Regions from separate parts of the Homo sapiens genome. Here region 2 is linked to region 1. The links are chromatin contacts, found by Hi-C in ENCODE. All regions are on one chromosome and are shown on one strand. The core of a region is the stretch at or near the end of the contact, and the rest is flanking DNA. Distances in the headings are between cores, read along the strand shown. Region 1 holds the start of DUSP22 (dual specificity phosphatase 22). Region 2 has its middle 8.7 kb from the start of MIR4645.

Region 1 (7,340 bases), core at 1-2,500:
GGCAGGTATGCAGAGAGCTGGGGATCCAGGTGTCTGGATAGAGAGCACAGCCCAGCAAGCCTGACAGGCTCAAGGAACAGACAGGAGACCAGCATGTGTGTAACTCGCTTAGCAAGAAGATAAAATGAAGTCAGCAGGGGTGAGCCAGGGCACGTCAGATTGACGCATGTACTCATTCAGCAAATATTTATTAAGCACCTACTATGTTCAGGACATTGTTGAGGATACATAAATTAAGAAGAAAAACCACTGGCTCAAGGATTCTGTCGCTGGAGAGAAACTTCAGAGTTTAATAACGTTGATAGAACACCCAAAACAATTCTGCTACAGTTTAGAAATTGATCCATTCCAGACAGAACCACAATGCAGACATTAAGGGACACACATCATCTAAGGCCGTGAGGTCTGAGGTCAGAGATCCAGCCATCTGCTCCCCCAGGGTAGGGAGGTCGGGCCTCCCCGGGGTGAGTCACGTAGCCCACCTCTCCCCACCAGGCGAGGCTTCTCGGTCTTGGTGCATGGGGCAGGGCCGCAGGAAATCCCCCAGCCTAAATCTGCCGCACTCAGAAAACCCAGGCAGGGGAGCCCCCAGAGACCAGGCCTCTGATTAGCACCTGATTCACGGAGGCAGCCAAGGCTGGGTAGCGACTGCTGGTAACTGGCCCCCGGAGTCGCCCCAGGGGAAAAGGCCAAAGGGGGATCTGGAGACCCCCGGCCGGGGAGCGGGCTCCGAGACGAGCGCAGCCGCCCGGTCAGGGCAGCGCCTGCGCGTCCGCCAGGCCCCGCCGCGCAGCCTCGGGTGTCCCGGCGGGGCGGCTCGGGCCGCGCACGCGCTCTGGCCTCCGGGGCCGGCCGCCTGGGAGCCCGAGCCTAGTGCCTCCCACGCCCGGCGGCCGCGAGCCGGGGTCCGCGAGGGCGGAGTGGGGCGCGGCAGCCAGGAACCCGACTACGAATCCCAGGGTGCGGGCGGGCGGAGCGAGGAGGGACGCTGGGCCTGCCCGGTGCGCACGGGGGCGGGGACCGGCAAGGCGGGACCATTTCCCGGCATAGGCTCCGGTGCCCCTGCCCGGCTCCCGCCGGGAAGTTCTAGGCCGCCGCACAGAAAGCCCTGCCCTCCACGCCGGGTCTCTGGAGCGCCCTGGGTTGCCCGGCCGGTCCCTGCCGCTGACTTGTTGACACTGCGAGCACTCAGTCCCTCCCGCGCGCCTCCTCCCCGCCCGCCCCGCCGCTCCTCCTCCCTGTAACATGCCATAGTGCGCCTGCGACCACACGGCCGGGGCGCTAGCGTTCGCCTTCAGCCACCATGGGGAATGGGATGAACAAGGTAACGTCTTCCCTCGTTCGCGCTGGGTTTGCCTCCGCTCCGACGCCCTGCCGTCTCGCCGGCGTCGGCTGCCCGACGACTCGAGCCCGGGGTGCCCTTTCCCGCGGTGGGGACGGGCGCGGAGGGAGGGGCGGCGCGCCTGGGCGGCGACCGCGGAGTCGGGGTTCGGAGGTGTTCCCGCCCCCACCCCACCCGGCTTCCGGGTAGGCAGCCCCCAGCCGCCTGCCTTGCCAGCCGGTGCGTTTTCGTGGCTGAAACAAGCCGCGCCCTTTGAAAGCGTTGACACTTGTTCTGCCGAGAGGTCAGCTGAGCTCCGAATGGATGTGGCTTCTTTTTTGCCCTCCTCTTCGCTCCCAAACTACGCTCTTGAAGCCACCACCGCCCCCCCCACATCATTAGTAAACGGGTGTCCTCTGTAATTTCCTCTTTCTCCTCAGATTCTGTGTGTGTGCCTGTGAGCACAGAGAAGTTTTTCTTGTGGACAGAGAAGTTAACAGAGTCCTAAGTCCTGAGCTGTTTCTAGATAGTGGGGAGGAGAGAAAAGATTCAGAGTTGATTAGGTTATGTGACTTCTGCAACAAGGGCAACCTGTTGCTGGCTGCTTGCGCTGATGAGGCCTTCTGGAAAATCTGTGTTGCTCCATTTGTCCCGTCCGTTTCTGGGCCCCACCCTGTGTTCTTTTGTTGCCCGCACCTCACTTCCCGGGCGGTGGGCTAGCCTTTCCCGTCCAGGGAAGTTGCCAGATTCCAGCTCTGGCAGCTGAGAGTTGCCGGGGTGTATTCATGTGAACCACAGGGTTAAGGATTTTGTTACTTGGTACTTGGCTGGTTTCGAGGAAGGATTGACAAGACTTTACAAAGCCCGCAACAAAGACAAGTACCTTTTTACGGGTCTTTGAATGGTCCTGGATTAGATGAGTCGTCTTTCTGCTTCACTTTTTCATTGCGCTCCACCCACCCACATCTCTACATGCCGTCAGCTTCCACACTGGGTGGGGATGGCAATGTGGCTGTGTTTTTTTTCATGTCCCTCAGCACTGGGTCAGCAGTGGTTTGGGTGTTGGGGCTGGAGTGTTGCAAATGCGGATTCACGGTAGGGCAGGGAAAACCTAGCTAACTTTTCACGTGCGCATGTCGTGTTTATTGTGTCCTGGTTACCCAGTTTGTGAAAGAACTATTGTGTGTTTGGGACCTGCATATCAATACTGGGGTATTTTGGTAAAGAGAATTGTATTCACTTTTTTTTTTTTTTTTTTTTTGGCGAGTGATCAAGTTTGGAAACAGACTGTCTCTCTCTTGGATAAATACTTGTATTATATTCCGATGAGCACTGGAATCCATCAGCACCACGAGCCTTCTGCTTTTTAAATTAAAACAGAACAATAAAGATGGTCATCATAAGTCTGTGGGCTCCGTTTGCCTTCCCATTGGTGGTGGTATCTCAGCTTTCCTTTGGCTGTTTCTAGTTTTCCCACTTGAGCTGTTCACTCTCCACCGTTTTCAGCATTTAATTTATAGTATTTGTGTAATACAATTCAAAAAATATATTTAGGAATACAGATGGTTGCCTAAGGGATCAACGTTATTTTCATGCTTTTCAACAAAAGCAGTAATATTCATATACTTTTTACCTTTCAAAATGGGTAATAAATTTCTTGACTTTTATTATCTTGTGAATAGAGACTCACAGTGTATCAATGAAGAAATACATGTATAGAGAGATTTAGAGACTTCCCTGCTTCAACACTTATTGATTATGTACATACTATGAGCCAGGTGTTGTGCTAGTGGGTGGGGAGGGGGCAAAGGGAGTACAGTGGTAAATGACCCAAAGATTCTTCACAGAACCTTCAGTACAGGTCAGCATTGTCCAGCACTAATATGATGCGAGCTATATATGTAACTTAAAATGTTCCGGTAGCCACATTAAAAAATAAACCGGTGAAATTAATTTTAATAATATATTTTATTTAACAATATATTAAAACTATTGTTTCAACATGTAACCAATATATAAAGTTATTCATGGAAGATTCCATGTTTTTTACTATGTCTTTGTGAAAGGAAAAATCTCGGGACCCCCAGATCACTTAACCTTCAAAGTCTAGTGTGTATTTTATGCCTAAATCACATCTCATTTTGGACTAGCCACATTTGGAGTACTCGATAGTCACTGTGGCTAATGGCTGCTGTGTTGCACAACACAGGGTGTGTATGTGTGTGGGGGTGAGAGAGAGAACAAACACAAGGTAGGGAGGAGTAGAGGCTCCAGAGGATAAAATAGGCAATTTCAGAAAAGTGGGGAAAGCAGAAGATGGGATGAAAGTGACCTAGAAGGGGCATTCAGCCCAGGCAAGGAATCCTGCTGCAGTAAACATGTTTAACGTGAGATCAGGAGGAACTACCCCAAATCACAAGGTTCATTAGTGGCAAAGTAGATCGCAGGAGGCCAGTAACTTAAGAACCTTAACTAGAACTTTTCCATATATTACTGTGTGACTTGGAACGAGGCTTCATCTGTAAAAAAAGAAGAATGGTTGATTTGCAGAATCAGCGGAAGGTGCTACCCCTAGAAATCCTTTTCTAAGAACATTTATAAATATGTGCAATGTCTTTGGAACTAACATAACTTGGAATGTGTGTGCCCTGAGGTTACTGGGACAAGATTTCTTTCCAATCTCGTACACATTGGTCATTTTTGGCAAAAGAGCATTTCTGGTCTAAACAGTGCACGCTGCATTCTGAGTGCTTTGGGACAGCAGTTTTTATCATTCACATCCCTGTGGTGGCTCTTCTTGTCGGTCCGTTCCGGGCTCCTGTACGGCGGAATATTGTGCCCGTTTCCGTTAGGTGTACGCAGCAGATTATACAGAAGATGGAGGGGAAAAAGGCTTTTATATTCTAGAAAATTAAAGATGAGGAAATAAAGACAGGACTGGGCGTGGTGGCTCGTGCCTGTAATCACAGCACTTTGGGAGATTGAGGCAGGTGGACTGCTTGAGTCCAGGAGTTTAGAACCAGCCTGGGCAACATGGCAAAACCCTGTTTCTACCAAAAATACAAAAAAAAAACCCACAAAAACAAAGCAATCAGCCGAGTGTGTGGTGGCTTGTGCCTGTAGTCCCAGCTACTTGGGAGGCTGAGGTGGGAGAATCACCTCAGCCCGGGAAGTCTAGGCTGGAGCGAGTCGTGATTGTGCCACCGCACTCCAGCCTGAGCGACAGAGCGAGACCCTGTTTCAAAAAAAAAAAAAAAAAAACCCAACAACAACACAGTTGTGAACCATTTTTTTTAACACTTTATAAAATCTCAGCCTCACGGTAGCCCTATGAGGTCAAACGACCTTATATTTGCCCAGATTGGGGAATGGAGATTTGGAGAGGTTAGGTAGCATAAGTAATGCCAGGCAGGGCAGAACCCAGTCTCCACTGATTTTGAAGATAGGAAAAGTCTTTCCTTTGAGCTGAGATGCTAATTCATCCCAAGTAAGTTTTAAAATTCCTAAAAAGTAACTTGAAAAGCTCCTCATAGCTTCGATTACTTGTCAAATAGCCAAAATCACCTCCTCTCTTCCTTTATGTTTGACATTGATAAGGAAGGGGGTAATTACAGGCAAGAAACTAAAACTTTTTTTTTATTGTTTTTGTTTGTGTGTGCAATTCCTAGGTAGATGCCCCACACTGGCCAAAATTATAATTGCCAATGAGTTTATGGTGTGTTTTGAGTACTTTACCACATAGAGTAAGCCACAACTCCATGAAGTAGATCCTGTTATTTTCATGCCTGTTTTCTGGTTGTACACAGAGGCTAAGGGAACTGCCAGGGTCACCCAGCTGGTGAGTAGCAGAGCCTGGACTCAAAGCCACAGTCTGGCTCGGCCACAATGCAGAGTGCCTCACCACGCTGCTAAGATATTAGTCTAGTAAATGTCTCTGGTAAGATTAGGGTTAAACTAAACAGGGTGTTGCATGCAAATGTCGTGTTCCTGTGGAGCCTTTGAAAACTCCTAGTTGACTCAAAGTTCTCTCGAGTCTGAACCCTCAAATCTTTTGGGGGAGAGCCTATAAACAAAACTCCTATCCTCACTGTCTACTTATTAGTCTTCAGTACTACAATACCCCATTAAAAACAAAACAAACGACTAGTCTCTAGCCAAACATTATGTCAGAGAAGGCTGCCCCAAATGCTTCTCATGTGCAAGAAGTCTTTATCTTGATCAGCCTAAAAGTGGGCTGAAGCCTTGCATTCTAGGGCAGGATATGAGGACCCTCTGGTTGGCATCTTGCCCTCCACTGACTGCCAGGGTTCGTTTAGCTCATCAAGCATCCGGCCTGCCTGGTCTTGTGGCCTCTTCCTTCCTCCCTGCTGTGTGTCCTCTGAAAGCACCCTGCCTGGTGGGAATGGCTGCCATCCCTGTCCTTCTCGGGAAGCCTCTCATGGTGCTGGGAGGCCTCACTTCAGTGGGTGCATCTTGTTTCCATGGGGAGCGCACTGTTGCTAAGAGGGGCTGGCTAACAAAAAGCCTGATCTGGGGCACCTCCACCACTGCTGCTTCATGGGTGTGATCCTGAAGAAGTCACTTAAATGTTTCTAAGCTTCAGGATTTTTTTCCTTCCTGGATTCATAGATGTATAGAACTAAGAAACCTTAGGTGGTTAGCTAATCCAGTCTCCTTACTGGCTGTAAAATGAGGGTAATGATACCTTCCCCAATTACTAATTGGGTTATTGGGAGAAGCAAATGGGAATTTATTAGAACACATTTTTCCAAACTGTGAAGTGCAAATACAGTCTGTTTTGAGTGTTCTTGGATGTGACTGACACTTGTTTGAGGATGGCTCTTGCCCTGTTAGGAAGATGAGGGAGTATAGTTGGGAAAGGATTATAATTCAAAGAGAATATGTTCCCTCTAGGCATAGACCGGTGTTCCTCAACGGCTACACCTGTAGACATTTCAGGATAATTACTTGTGAGACTGCCATGTGGATTATGAGAGGTTTAGCAACATCTCAGATCTTCACCCAATAGTTGCCAGTAGCACCTCCCCACCTGTGACAACCAAAAATGTCCCTGATGTTGGCAGATATCCCCTGGGGAGTGAAATCATCCCCAGTTGAGAACCACTATTGAGGGTTCTTCCTCTCAGAATTTCCTGAGGCCTGTGTGATCTGGAACTGGAGAGTTATCAAAAGGTGGAGTAGGGCTTACAGGGTTGAGAAGCTCTGTTTTCATACGGGAAGGGCTGGCAGGTCAGGCACCTTTGTGCTGCTAAATCCATTTTTTCCACCTGGCAGCAGGTGACTTGGCTGCCTGCGTAATCCAGTCATCCATCCATGCACCTGTTCACCATATTGTTATTGAACACAGTCAAGACACTGTGTTAGATCCTGTAGTGAGCTGTTAATAGGAAAGACACGAAGACCCTGCCATGCAGATCAGTCCCAGGCAGCTTGGAGAGGAGCCTCCTGCAGGAAATGAACACTCAGCCACTGCTGCAGGACTGACAGACAGATGGCCACATGCCGGTGGGCTCTGGTTCCTTTCCTCTACACCACCCCCCGAGGGCTCTCTCTTTTCTCCATTTAATATTACATTTTTATTTCGTGTTGAAGAACAGATGTTAAAGGCAGTGTTCTAAGGGCCCAGGAGAGTATTCTCATATTCTTCCCTTTTTATATGCAAACTGGTTAAGTCCATGGCCAAATGGCATTTAAAATGTCTCTGTGACATTTAACCCTTCAAGGAATCCACCAAAGTTTTCCCCTTCATGCCTGGCTTTGAAACCCAGAAAGTCCTTTCTGACATAGAAAGAATTAAGATTCCGCTGCCACCCCCACCCCACACATGGCCTTGGGCAGCTGCTTGCTCAGGAGTTTACTTCTCAGCATCAGTTTGGGTGGGGTTCTTAGATGCCATGCATCCTGAAGGACTAAAATAAATGTTTAAAAAGTAAACTCAAAATATTTCCTGCCTTAGAAGCAGTATTCTTTTGTGCTTAAGTGCGTTTTTGTGGCTGAG
Region 2 (2,500 bases), core at 1-2,500, 2.6 Mb after region 1:
GTCTGCAGCTTGCCTCCTGAGCCAGCAAGACCGTGAACCCACCAGAAAAAAAAAACTCCAAATACATCTGAACATCAATAAAGGACAGACTCCAGATGTGCCACCTTAAGTGCTATAACACATCATGAGGGTCTGCGGTTTTGTTCTTGAAGTCAGTGAGACCAAAACCCCACCAATTCCCGGTCACAAAAGGGTATAAAGTTTGAATTATGGGTTGAGCATTCTGGCTCACACCTGTAATCTCAGTACTTTGAGTGGCTGAAGTGGAAAGATAAGTTGAACACAGGTGGGGGAGGTAGCAGTGAGCTGAGATCACACCACTGCATTTCAGCCTGCGTGACAGACTACCTCAAAAAGTTTAAGGTACTCAAAGTTAACACATTTTGGAAATCTAAGGTACAGCATGGCTATGAAAGTTCATGAGAATGTATGCTTGAGATGTGCTAAGAGTAGATCCTGAATGTTCTCATCACATACACAAATGATAAGTAAATGTGGAGGATATGTTAATTTGCTTGACTATGGTGATCATTTCACAATGTATCTGTATTTATGGTTTAAATGTTTGTTCCCTCCCAAACTCATGTTGAAATTTAATTACCACTGTAACAGTATTAAGAGGTGAGACCTTTAAGAGGTGATCAGATCATGAGGGCTCTGCCCATATGAATGGATTAATGCATTTATCTGGGGAGTGGATTCCTTATAAAAGGACAATTTGGGCCTTCTTTTGTCTCTCATCCTCTCTTGCCTTCCACCTTCCACCATGGGACGAGGCAGCAAGAAGGCCTTCACCAGATGCCAGACCCTCAATCTTGGATTCCCTGCCTCCAGAACTGTGAGGAAATAAATTTCTGTTCTTTATAAATTACCTAGTCTGTGGTATTCTGTTATAGCAGCACAAAATGGACTAAGACATATATCAAAACATCACATTGTACATTGCAAATGTATACAATTTTTGTTTGTCAACTATACCTCAAGAAAGCTAGAAAAAATCAAATAGTCAAATGGATCTAAAGTGTTTCTAAGTAGCAAAAGTGCTTTACACATCTATTTTGTTACCATGTTCTATGTCATATTGAAGGTGGGCTTGCCTTTCCACCTTTGGAGTGGATCATAAAGTCCTTGAAGAATGGTCTTCCCACAGTATTCAGCACACAGGAGTACCCAAGACATTTGTGTAGAGTTCCTCTGAATTAAAGCTGATGTCAACAACACTTCAGATGTCACCAGAGGGTAGGCAGGGCTGCAGAGTCACCCACCTTCAAGGATGATGCTCCAGTCATACCCAATGTGAAAGGTGTCCCCTGGAGCCATGCAAACAAATGAGGTGGCCCCAAGAACAGGATCCTAACATCTCAGGAAGTCAGTCGGCCTTGCTTGGCCACAACTTGAGTTGCACTTAATTTTTAAACTACCATTAATCCCCCAAAACAGGTGGTGAGAAGGTATTTTATATATGAGTGTAACGGCTTTGTTCTCATTCTAAAAGAAAGCAGATGTTATTCAAATCAGATGACCACAACCAGATGACGGAAAGGGGAAGGCAAAATGTTTTAACTTATTAAAAATATAAACTTGACTCAGAATACTCACATGATTCAGCTAAAGAGAAAATCATCTCTGGTGTTTAGGCACTCATTTGCATTTAAAAACCCAAAAGGAATCATTGTGACGAATTGTTGATATTAATATTTGTATTAACTGTCTAGGGCTGCCATACATAACAAAGTACTTTAGGCTGGGCAGCTTAAACAACAGAAAGGTATTTATTGTCTCATTTCTGAGGGCTGAAAGTCTAAGATCAAGGTGTCAGTAAGGTGGGTTCCTTCTTGGGACTCAGAGGGAGAATATGTTCCAGGCCTCCCTCCTTAACTTGCAGATGGCCCTCCTCTCTCTATAGCTCTTTAGTGTTTTCCCTCTGTATGTGTCCGTGTCCAAATTAACCCTTTTATAAGGACGCCAGTCATATTGGGTGACCTAATGACCTCATTTTGCCTTAATTACCCCTGTAAAAACCCTGTCTCCAAATACAGTCACATTCCAAGATACTGGAGGTTAGGAATTTAACATATGAATTGAGGGGAGTGAAGAACAACCCAATCCAGCCCATGACAGTGTCCTAGTGTTTCAAGACAGTTTCTGCACAGATAGACATGGAGACATCGTTCTATCCTTACCTTGCTGATTTTAAGACTCCCTACCCCACACACAAGTTGCTGCTGTTGTTTATTTAATAAAACTGTGTAGATCACTTTCCTTTGAAACACTGATGCACAGCTGTGGAAGGTGGGGTATCTGGGATTACATGCCGACATCCAACCTCGCTGGACCTATCCGGCCCCAGGCATTGCACCAAGGACTGAGATACACTCGTGGATTTAATCATCCAAACACATCTCCTAGGAGGAAGGCCATACATGATCCCCCCAGGCTGAGGCTTCTTAAGGCTCCCCAAGGGGAGGTGGACTTGACACACTGAATACAGGATCACTCC

What was found. A loop is a pair of places that touch in the nucleus more often than their neighbours do. Pooled maps may share reads with other maps.
Region 2: a loop to region 1 is called in a map with no recorded cell type, with 5 times the contacts of the local background. The contact joins the enhancer-like site here to the promoter of DUSP22 in region 1. A Hi-C loop is called at or near these places in 1 of 168 maps with a recorded cell type or tissue (GM12878), 5 of 37 single-sample maps with no recorded cell type and 5 of 50 pooled maps.

What each region holds. Positions count from the first base shown.
Region 1 is chr6:291,237-298,576 of GRCh38, forward strand. DUSP22 (dual specificity phosphatase 22) reads left to right here and starts at 1,251. Exons shown (of 7, transcript NM_001286555.3): 1 at 1,251-1,324. The coding sequence starts at 1,304. RefSeq lists enhancers at 214-503, 430-930, 931-1,431, 1,724-1,983, 5,411-5,570 and 1 more and silencers at 614-1,633, 2,378-2,534, 2,414-2,473, 2,484-2,543.
Region 2 is chr6:2,861,546-2,864,045 of GRCh38, forward strand. It overlaps the pseudogene SERPINB9P1. Among named protein-coding and RNA genes, the nearest start is that of MIR4645, 8.7 kb to the left of the region's middle. RefSeq lists an enhancer at 1,160-1,489. Within about 2 kb of position 1,251, at least 8 of the 41 ENCODE cell types and tissues checked have a DNase peak (open chromatin) inside an H3K27ac peak, as active enhancers do; they include GM12878, where a contact is called at or near this core.